Regions from separate parts of the Homo sapiens genome. Here region 1 is linked to region 2. A link is a contact called in ENCODE Hi-C or POLR2A ChIA-PET data. All regions are on one chromosome and are shown on one strand. The core of a region is the stretch at or near the end of the contact, and the rest is flanking DNA. Distances in the headings are between cores, read along the strand shown.

Region 1 (5,140 bases), core at 2,345-4,844, 130 kb after region 2:
CTTCTAAGAATCTAGACAAAGAGGCCTTCTAAGAAATGTTTTCGATGGTGCCACCTGGTGGATTCATCCTAAAAGTGCTATCTGCTCTTGCTCACAATTAAACTGACTTAAGAGGACAAATTCTCATACATAATGAGATATTTGACCCACTAATTTTTTCCCCCAGCTTTCCTTTATTTTCTCTCTAGGCATCCTCAGCCTCCCTTCCATTCCACTACAATCAACTGATCCTTGGAGTTCCCATTTCATTTCATAGCCTTTCTGCTGCATTAGAGCAATTTTACAGCAAGATTTACAACAATGTCAGGAATAAAGAAAACTGTTGTAAAATAGCCATGGACAACATTACAAACTGGCAATAAAATCGACCATAATGCACAGCTGGTATTTATGTAAGCCACCTGTTCCATTTTTAGCTACTCCTGATCCCTGCTTTTATCCCATTCACTGTGCTTTGAAATACCTTTTACTTGTCTCCTTCTCCTCTAAAGGTCTTCAGAACTGATAAGTTCCAGAATTTGCTGAGCCCTCATATTGGGGTACCCTTGCTCATCTATGAGCCCAAAGGCCCAACATGGCTGAACTTTGCTTCCCAGTCTTTGAACTCTGCCAAAACCTGGATATTGAACAGAAGAAAAGTTTCAGCAAAACCCTCATGCAACTGCAAGATACATTTAAATATAAATACATATACTCATCTAAAAAAATTAAACAGTCAAGGAACTATGTACTGTTCACCCACTATGGAGAAAATACTAGAGCCATAATTTGTAGGACTGGTTCCCATTGAATGAGCAGCATCTAAGTATGAGCTTAAAATTTTACACATTATCTCTAATTCATGCAGCAACTCTTCAAGGTTGCTTGAATCAATTACTCACTACCTCTGTGACTTCAGTAAATAATTCTATCAATCTCAGTTTAGAAGTTGGCCTATCAGGGCCAGGCGCAGTGGCTCACGCCTGTAATCTTAGCAATTTGAGAGGCTTAAGTGGGCAGATCACTTGAGGTCAGGAGTTTGAAACCAGCCTGGTCAACAAGGTGAAACTCCATCTCTACTAAAAATACAAAAAAAAAAAAATAATTAGCCAGGCGTGGTGGTGCGTGCCTGTAGTCCCAGCTAGTCAGGAAGCTGAGGCAGGAGAACTGCTTGAACCCAGGAGGTGGAGGTTGCAGTGAGCCAAGATAGCGCCACTGCACTACAGCCTGGGTAGCTCGGTTGAAGAAGAGGAAGAGGAGGAAGAAGGAGAGGAAGAGGAAGAGGAGCAGAAGAAGAAGTAGAAGGAGAGGGAGAGGAAAAGGGAGGAGGAGGAAGAGGGAAAGGGGAGGGGAAGGGAAGGGGAGGAAGAGGAGGAGGAAGAGGAGGAGGAGGAAGAAGGCGGCGGCCTATCAACTGTGTGGAATTGTAGTGAAAATTTAGAGTAGCTGTTTTAACAGGTAAGATTCACCAAATGTTTATTCTGTACTAAGCATCCTTATAGGAACTCTCCACATATTAACTCATTTTATATAGTCACAACCAACCTATGAGATGAGTACTATTAATATGCCCAGTTCATAAAAGAAAGCTGATACACAGACAAGTAACTTGCCAAAGGCCACAAACCCGTAAGTAGCAAAGCCAGGATGTGAACCCCCCCAAAAATCATATTCCAGAGCACTCTGTTCTTCATACAGAGAGATATGACTATTATTTAGATCATTAATTTTTTAAAAATCAAGGAGTGAAGTCAGCATAAATGATGGAAATAAAGACTAACAAAACTTCTGTTCTCCACAGAAACAAGGAGAAAGTTGGCAAAGATTATTAGAATCAACTTTTCCAGAACTCTAGAAATTGACCTCTAGAAATTGACCAAAGACTTGTAGCAACTCAAGAAGCATGTATTTAAGAAAACCAGCCAATTCTCAATAAGAACAGTAAGCTTTGTGGCATTTTACCTTGATTCACTCTCATGCCTCACTTTCCTTTCCTGCAGTGGCCTTGAAAAATGACACCCCACATTCCTGGAGCGGTACTGGAGCCACCAGAGTGAGCAGAATGAAGCTGTTTTTAAAGCCTCATTCCCAAAGATTTGTCCTTTCGGAACTGTCTCGTCAGACCTGTCTGGTAATACTCTGGAAGACTCCACATGCAAGATTGTCTGTATTTGACCTGACTTGGAGATTTACTGGTTTCTGGTATTTACAGAAATCTCTGTCCTATCCTTACTCAACAACCAAGCTAACCAAATAGAGACTTCAGTTGCCACAAGTAACAAAGAGTACAGACTTTGTAGAATTAGTTCAAAAAAATTATTAAATATACAAAACAGCTAAAAAATTGCAGCACCAACAATATACTCTGGGGAGGGAGATAATGATTTTAAGAGGTGTCACAATGTATTATTTTAAGTAGTCATCAACAGAAATTACAAGGCATGTAAAGAAACAAAGTATGGCTCTATAATAGGAAATTAAGCAACTAATAGAAACGGTTCCGAGAAAGTACAGACTTTAGTCTTACTAGAAAATACTTTAAAATTGGTTATTTTAAATGTGCTCCAAGAGCTAACAGAATGTGTGTCTAAACAACTGCAGTAAATTATGAAAACAATGTCTCACCAAATGCAAATATTCACAAAGGGATCGAAATTACATATTTTTGAAAAATTTATAGAAATTCTGGAGTTAAAAAGTACAACTAAAATGAAAATTTCACTATAGGAGCTGAGCACAAAATTTGAAGAAGCAGAAGAGAGTATAGCAAACTTGAAGATAGGTCAATTGATATTATCTAGTTTGAAGAACAAGAAGAAAGAAAATGAACACAGCTTTGGAGGCCTTTGGGACATCAGCAACAAAGCAAGATGTAGATTAGAAGAACTTCAGAAAGAAGGGAGACAGAGAAAGGGATAGAAAGAATATTTGAAGAAATAACGAATCAAAACTTCCCAAACTTGATGGAAAACATCAATCTACATATCTAAGAAGCTCAACAAACTGCAAGTAGAGTAAACTCAAAGAGATACACAGTCAGACACATCATAATCAAACTGTTGAGAGAATCTTGAAAGCACGAGAGAGAGACAAGTCATGTTCAAGGATCCTCAGTAAGCTGATTTCTCACCATAAACCACGGAGGCCAGAAGATACTGGATGACATATTCAAAGAGCTGACCAATGTCAACAAAGAATTCTATGTCCAGCAATATTATCCTTCAAAAATAAAGAAAAAATTGGGACGCGGGGGCCCAGAGCTTTCGGGCAGGCCCAGCCATTGAAACCCGAGACGCGGGGAGGAGCTGTCGCTGCGCTCCGGGAGGAACGAGGGCGGCCCTGGGCCTGGCCAGAGCGGCTCCCCTTACCTGTGACTCAACAGGCGGCCTCAGCCTCCATCCTCGGGCTAGGCTGGCGCCGCGCCCCGCCCCGGAGGCTGTCCCTGTGCCCCTGGCGTCCTCCTCCCTCTCCCATTCCTCCCCAGGGGCTGCCCCCATTCCCCGCTCCCCGGCCCCTTCCCCTCCCCCAGGGTCACCACCCAAGTCTTCCCAGCTACCAACCCCTGGCTCCCCAGAGAGTTTGCAAAGATTGTGGGCTCCACCTTCCCTCCTGATTCGCCACCCGCAGGAGAATTTACTATTTCTCTTTCATTTGTGGGGAGAAGACACCGTTAACGCCCCCACCCCCCGCTCACACGCCCACCCTCGCCGGTGCCCCGGGCCTGAACGCGGCACATCTCAACCCCCTCCCACGCCCCTTCACACTTCTATTATTTCTGTTTCTTTGGACAAGAATCATTTGCGTTAATGATTTTTTTTTGAAAACGTTCAAGTTTCACTCCAGTAAGCTTCCTAGAAGGAAGGAGGAGGTGAGGGAGGAGAGAGAAGGAAGAGGAGGAGGAGGAGGCTTTGGCTGCAGCTGCGGCGAAGGCGGTTTTGGCGACTTTGGCGGCGAAAATTTAGACAGTTGAAAAATAGGCCAAAGCACACTGAACCTGCAGGACATCCCGTAATCTTTTCTGCCCATTTCAAAGTCTTTCCCTGTCCTCACCCAACTATTACAGGCCGCTTTTGCTGAAACCTGACAATGTCATTTAGTAAATGTTCAGCTAGTATTCATTTGAAATAGAAATAACCAACAGCAGGTAATTTCTTCTTGGCCTGTTTCTGCGTGTTATCCAAGGGGAGGTGGAATACAGTGGTGGTTTTAAAATGCCAGCAGCCTAGGAACCCAAAGGCCTCAGCAGCCTGGCACCTCCCCACCCCCCTGCGGCTCTTAGGGGCCGAAAGATTGAGGGTCGTGATCAACTCAGTATACCACTGGAGGCCACGTGAGTAAGCAGCAAACTGTTTCTCATGAGAGCAGGGTGTTGGCAAACTGACAACCTGTGTCTGCCGCCCAGAAGGACTGCTGAGGGCAGTCACCACCCAGGTGCAAGTGTTTAGGATTAGACACAACTGAAGCCTGTTAGTAATGAGAACTTGTGATAATCAAACAGCTGACCAGTCTTAGGGCCTCCTCCCTGCTCATTCTCCCAATGAATGCGAAGGGCTGTGGAAGCTCGGGGGGCTGCCTTCGCTCACTAGAAGCAGGGAGCTCCCTTCTTCCCGGTTTCCCCTTCCTTTAAAACAGATTTTTTTAATCATTTCTACGTTTGTCCTTTCGTTCAGTCCTGTAATGACGGTCTCAAGTAGTAACAATAACTGTCGTAGTGACGGTCTCAAGTAGTAACAGTAATAACTGTCATAGTGACGGTCTCAAGTAGTAATTGTGGCAGTCAGCCACAGACACACAGGACTAAAGGTTCATTAATGTCTGCTGTAAAAATGTAGAATATATTTCTTCAAGGTCTGAAGAAGTATACATTTTTTGATGTACGTTTTTGTCACATTTTTTAAAGTTCTCTTGTTTTTAAAAAATAACATGTATAGGGCCGGGCGCAGTGGCTCACGCCTGTAATCCCAGCACTTTGGGAGGCGCAGGCGGATGGACCACCAGGTCAGGAGATAGAGACCATCCTGGCTAACACGGTGAAACCCCGTCTCTACTAAAAATACAAAAAAAATTAGCCGAGCACCGTGGCGGGTGCCTGTAGTCCCAGCTACTCCGGAGGCTGAGGCAGGAGAAGGGTGTGAACCCGGAAGGCGGAGCTTGCAGTGAG
Region 2 (5,155 bases), core at 170-2,669:
AAAACGAATGAGAACAAGTTCTGTGTTTCAAATGAGTGGGATGGATAATACATAGATAAACACGTAAGGTCACGTTGTGTTATATAAAAAAAAAAGTAGGCAGAGTAAGATCATGTAGGGAGCTATTCTAGACGAAATGGTCAGAGAATAGCAACTATTTCTGAACTTTACACAGAGCCTAATTTGTGACTTTTCCACTTTCTCTGAGAGGTAATAAGGAAATTTTGAACTTATAAAACTTTACTAAATCTCCACATTAATAATCTAAACTCAACGAGGGTAGTAGAGCAACCTTTACTTTGAGGTTTTTTTTTTAGGAAAATTGCTAAATTTCATTGTGAGATTAATCAATACATAACAGCTCACAAACGTGGCATGTCGATAAGGGGACAACTTAAAAGTTAAGAAAATGATGACCAGCTAATGACAGCTATGCAAGATGGTAAAAAACAGAACAGAGAAAAAATGGAAGGTTGAAAAGGAAAATGTAGCAGGACAAGCCGGAGGAAACTTGGGCGTGAGGAACAAGTCATCAAGGCAATTGGAAATTTCTGTGGATATGACAATGATGTCAGGAAACTTTCGGGTGGGGCAGAAACTTGAGTGACAGATGTTGTTCAAAAACAATGTGATTCATGATCTTATTTACAGCAGGAAGAATCAGAGTTCCAGCTATTCCTAACAGCGACACTGCGGAGCTTAGGAGGAGAACTCCTTAGGGGATGTATCAGGTTTAAAACCACAACCCTCATTTTTCTTATCTATGGCTCTTACATGGGCTGGGAATTCTGAAACCTGGGAGAGGCGGTGATCAAAAACCTGGAGGTTAGAAGATTCCAAGTCATTCATTAAAGTCCCGATGCGGCCGGCCCCCAAGATCTCAAAAGGAAATATTGCCGAGTTCCGTTTCCCAGAGCATCTATTTCCCCTCGAGTATTGCAGATGTAATCATAAACACAAGCCAGTTACAGCCACAACTTCATGCTTTAGCGAGAACCCAGTGGCTCCTGCAAAGTCCTTACGCTGCTAGAAACCCCGCCCCCGTTCGTAACTATGGGAACGGCTGACACGCTGAGAGCCGGAGATAACCCTGTTCCGCCCCCTCCCTGACAGATACTGTTTCCCACTGTCTGTCCACATGGGCGCACCGCCTCACTATTGGCCAGGGCTCCAGGACTGTGCCTGGCCTCAGCCAGTAAACGGCCTGTGCACGTGCACGCCGGAGCCTCCCGATTGGCCAACACTCCCTGATCACGCACGGCCTTCCTGCGCCCACCCACGCGTGGGAGCGCCAATGAAATGACTCAGTGACCATCTACAACAAATCAGCAAGAAGCAGGGCTCGCAGCTGACCAATGGCCGCCCGCCGGGGGTGGGCTGTCCCGGCCCTTTTCCAGGCCCAACTGGGTTTGTTAAAGCGACAGGCCTCTCGGCGAGCCGGTGCCCCATCGGGTACCGCACGGCTGCCGCGGCGGCCTTACCCTGCCGCGAGCGCCTGTGACAGCGGCGCCGCTGTGCTCGCGACCCCGGCTCCGGGCCTCTGCCGACCTCAGGGGCAGGAAAGAGTCGCCCGGCGGGATGGGCGGGGAGGCTGGGTGCGCGGCGGCCGTGGGTGCCGAGGGCCGCGTGAAGAGCCTGGGTCTGGTGTTCGAGGACGAGCGCAAGGGCTGCTATTCCAGCGGCGAGACAGTGGCCGGGCACGTGCTGCTGGAGGCGTCCGAGCCGGTGGCCCTGCGCGCGCTGCGCCTGGAGGCCCAGGGGCGCGCCACCGCCGCCTGGGGCCCGAGCACCTGCCCCCGCGCCTCGGCCAGCACCGCGGCCCTGGCTGTCTTCTCGGAGGTGGAGTACCTGAACGTGCGCCTCAGCCTGCGGGAGCCCCCGGCCGGTAAGCGCAGGCGAGCGCCTGGGGTTCCCCCGCCAGGCTGCGGGGCCGGGGAGGGGCTGGGAGGCCGCGCACCCTCGGGATGCCCACCTGGCAGGTGAGATCAGGGCGGGCTTCCGGGGGTGGGGTCCGGCCTACCCTCGCGGGTAAGGAGAGACCGCAAGTCCTGGGTGCGCAGCTCTTCCTGGCGCCCCGCCCCTGGCCCGCCGGGCCTGACCGGGACCAGTGGCTCGGGATTTTCTAGGACCGCGACGGGAGGGGGCCATTGGGTGCGGTGGGAACCTGTGATTGGACAATGGGGGATCCAGAAATCTAGGTCCTGTTCCTTCTGGTCCAAGAAAGGGACGGTGGAACCGGCGGCTATGAGGTTCCATTCTGCGGTGCCCGTGTCCTATGGCCTCCACTCCTCCCTATCCTGCATACGTTCTTGGTTCATGATGAATTAGCAGAAATTTGGTTTGGGGAATAGGGAAGTAGTTTCTGAGGGGTAGGAGTTCAAAGGAAGTGTTTTCCAGACTTGATCATCATGCTTGGTTTCCCTCTTCTGGGGAGCAGGGCAACTTAGTAAGAGTTGTACCTCTACCTGATACTGCTGCTGTTTCCTCCGCATCCTCTTCCTCCCCATCCTCCTCCTCCCCTCCTACCCGCTTCTTCCCCTCTCCCCCACTTCTCTCCACTCAAAATGCCTTTAGAGACAAGAGCATCAGGGCGTGTCGGGATTTCCCTTCCTGCTCACTTTGGTGAAGTCCAGTTCACAGTGTAGACTTTTCCAGAAGTACCCATGTGGGGACACACTACATGAGCGTTTCATTAATATTAGATACCAAAATTGGATCCCTTTAGTCACGAAAATACTAAGAACCATGAGTCTTACTCATTTCATGGATGGAAACTAGTTTAAACTTTTACGTTTTTGCCATGAGCTTTTATCTATCAAATAAAACAATGGTATGCACCTCCTCTCCTTGAAGAGTAAACGCATTATATCTATGTGCTATGTCTTATACAAAATATAATAGAATATGTGGTTTTGCCCTATCCTACTGTGGACACAGTGAACTCCTCGAGGTAAGTGATCATCTGAGTCATCCCAAAATTGTAGTGAGGAAAACTATATTTGGAACCAAAACTGCCTTTTGGATCAATGGGAACAGTGTGTTAGTGATAGTTCTTACTCCTTCATGCACTTTCCTCAGTATGGCTTCCAGGATCAACCCAGGCCCCAGTGGAAGCAGACAATACAATTTGCAAGATGGCCGAATGGAGTCAAGGACCTTGGGAGTGAGACATACATTGATTTTTGTCCAGGACTTTGGACTGTATCTCTGGGCCTATAACTGCTGAGTCAATAGATGTAAAATTAAAAGCAGTTGAACCTGGGATTAGCAATAAAAAACTGCTTTGGTAAAATCTGGGCTAACATTTTTTTTAATTCACAAGTCAGATGTTTATTCGTCACACACACACATATATACACATGTGGAACAGAATGTAAAAACTAGACAATTTGAAAATCTTAAACTTGTTTTAGAATGTATCATAGCACATATTGGCACAATTACATTTTGCTTAAAATCATAGTCTCTTTTAGTTGGGGAAAAAAAATAAGTCACCCCTAATATCTATAGCTTGGAAGAACTTAGCATCTTTACACAGTCTAGATTCTGGGGGTAATTTAATTACAAAACCTGGCTGTGTTTCAATCACCTAAGGAGATTTTTAGAAATCCATATTATGTAGCACTGGGATCTGTTTTCACAAATGCTCTCCAGATAATTCTTTGACATCCTTAATCTAATTCAACTACTTGCTGTCATTGTGATTGATTTTCTTCATATTTTTATTGAGAAACTGTAGTAGAAAACAAGCCAGAATCAGAGAGTTGGTCTCAGTTCTTGGTCACCCACCAGCAGTGTGACCTTATGCAAGTCCCTCACCCTTCCTGAGCCCCAGTCTCTGCCTCTGTAATGGTCTTCTGCATCCCACGGCTCATCAAAACCTTTAATTATGAGCTTTGGCTGTAAGGCCATTAGTGATTGAAACATCTTCCTGTGACTTTGTAGTGCTCAGTATACAAGACAGAAATAATGAGCGGTTGGTGCAGAAGCAGAAATGGGCACATGGTTCAGCTTGTGAACCTTTTACATTAAAAACAAAACTTGAGAAAGAGGAAAAGAAAACAAAGATTGAATTCCAAATATTATAACCCATTTTTATCAGTTTTTCCATTTCTTTTTCCTGTTTATGTTTTGAGATAGTTGAAAGTCTCATTTTAAATGATATAGATCCGATGTCGATTTGTTGCTTAATGAAAGGGGAACTTCATGTCTCTCATTCTCTTCAGTATCCTGGGCAACTGTGTTCCCCACAAATGCCTGCCATGCTCTTCCTCATGCTATTCCCTTATCTAAATTTCCCTTCCTATCTGTCTCCATTCCAGCCCTCAGGTCCTGAAGATGTCGGGCCCACCCATGTTCCTATGTGGGTGCTCTAGGTTCTAGCACTCCATGGTCATTGCTTGTGTACAAGCATGTAATCTCCTTTCCTCCCCCGGTCTCTTTGAGGATTATCTGCGGTGCCTGAAATCTAAGCACTACACATTTTAAACTCAAATGAAATACACATTTCAAAACATTTGTAAATACTTCGTCATGTTCTGTAATCTAGTAATTTCAAATTAGAACTTTAGCCCAGCTCTTTTAGGAGCACTGGGATTGCCTTGAGCCTTTCACTCCACAGCTGTCAGGTCGAGATGCTTCCCTGGTCCCTGCTCTGCTGCTACCTTCCTGAGCACACGTCAGCCACTGGGACCCGCCCTGCCACTGAATTTAACATGATCTCATGCCCCTGTGACTTGTTCTTCACTTTGCCTCCAGTCACCCAACTGTGGAGTATTCAAATTGACTTAAGTGGCAGGTGTGTCACTTTTTTATCCCCCTTGATGTTAACACATTAAAAATTGGGGATAGATTCAGAAGACCTAATAGGTCAGTAATGTGTTCCTATTTTCTAAAAGTACGAAGTTGAAATGTCAGCTGACTTGGTTAAGGTCATAAAATAAAACTCTATTTTTTTATTTAAGGGATAAAAAATTCCCATTTCACTACTGATTTCTTTAAATTTTTTTTTTTAGTGAATGGATAAAGTAGAAATCTTCATTTTAGTGTCAGATGACCAGGCAAATCTCAGAGTTCTGTCTCTGTGTTCCGATTTCTTCATCTTATTTATCCTATCCACAATAAGGGAATTCAATATTAAATCTGAGCATGAAAT

What was found. Hi-C counts contacts between places; a loop is a spot of excess contacts on that map. ChIA-PET counts read pairs that join two places held with the same protein, here RNA polymerase II (POLR2A). Pooled maps may share reads with other maps.
Region 1: a map of aorta shows a loop between it and region 2 (2.1-fold over the local background). The contact joins the promoter of LINC01582 here to the promoter of ARRDC4 in region 2. A Hi-C loop is called at or near these places in 10 of 168 maps with a recorded cell type or tissue (IMR-90, K562, MCF 10A and 7 more) and 18 of 50 pooled maps. POLR2A ChIA-PET finds 5 or more read pairs at or near these places in 2 of 52 experiments (BJ and MCF 10A).

The regions. Positions count from the first base shown.
Region 1 is chr15:98,085,159-98,090,298 of GRCh38, forward strand. It overlaps LINC01582 (long intergenic non-protein coding RNA 1582), which reads right to left and starts at 3,595. Exons shown (of 4, transcript NR_120325.1): 1 at 3,540-3,595; 2 at 464-616.
Region 2 is chr15:97,959,284-97,964,438 of GRCh38, forward strand. It overlaps ARRDC4 (arrestin domain containing 4), which reads left to right and starts at 1,420. Exons shown (of 8, transcript NM_183376.3): 1 at 1,420-1,885. The coding sequence starts at 1,579.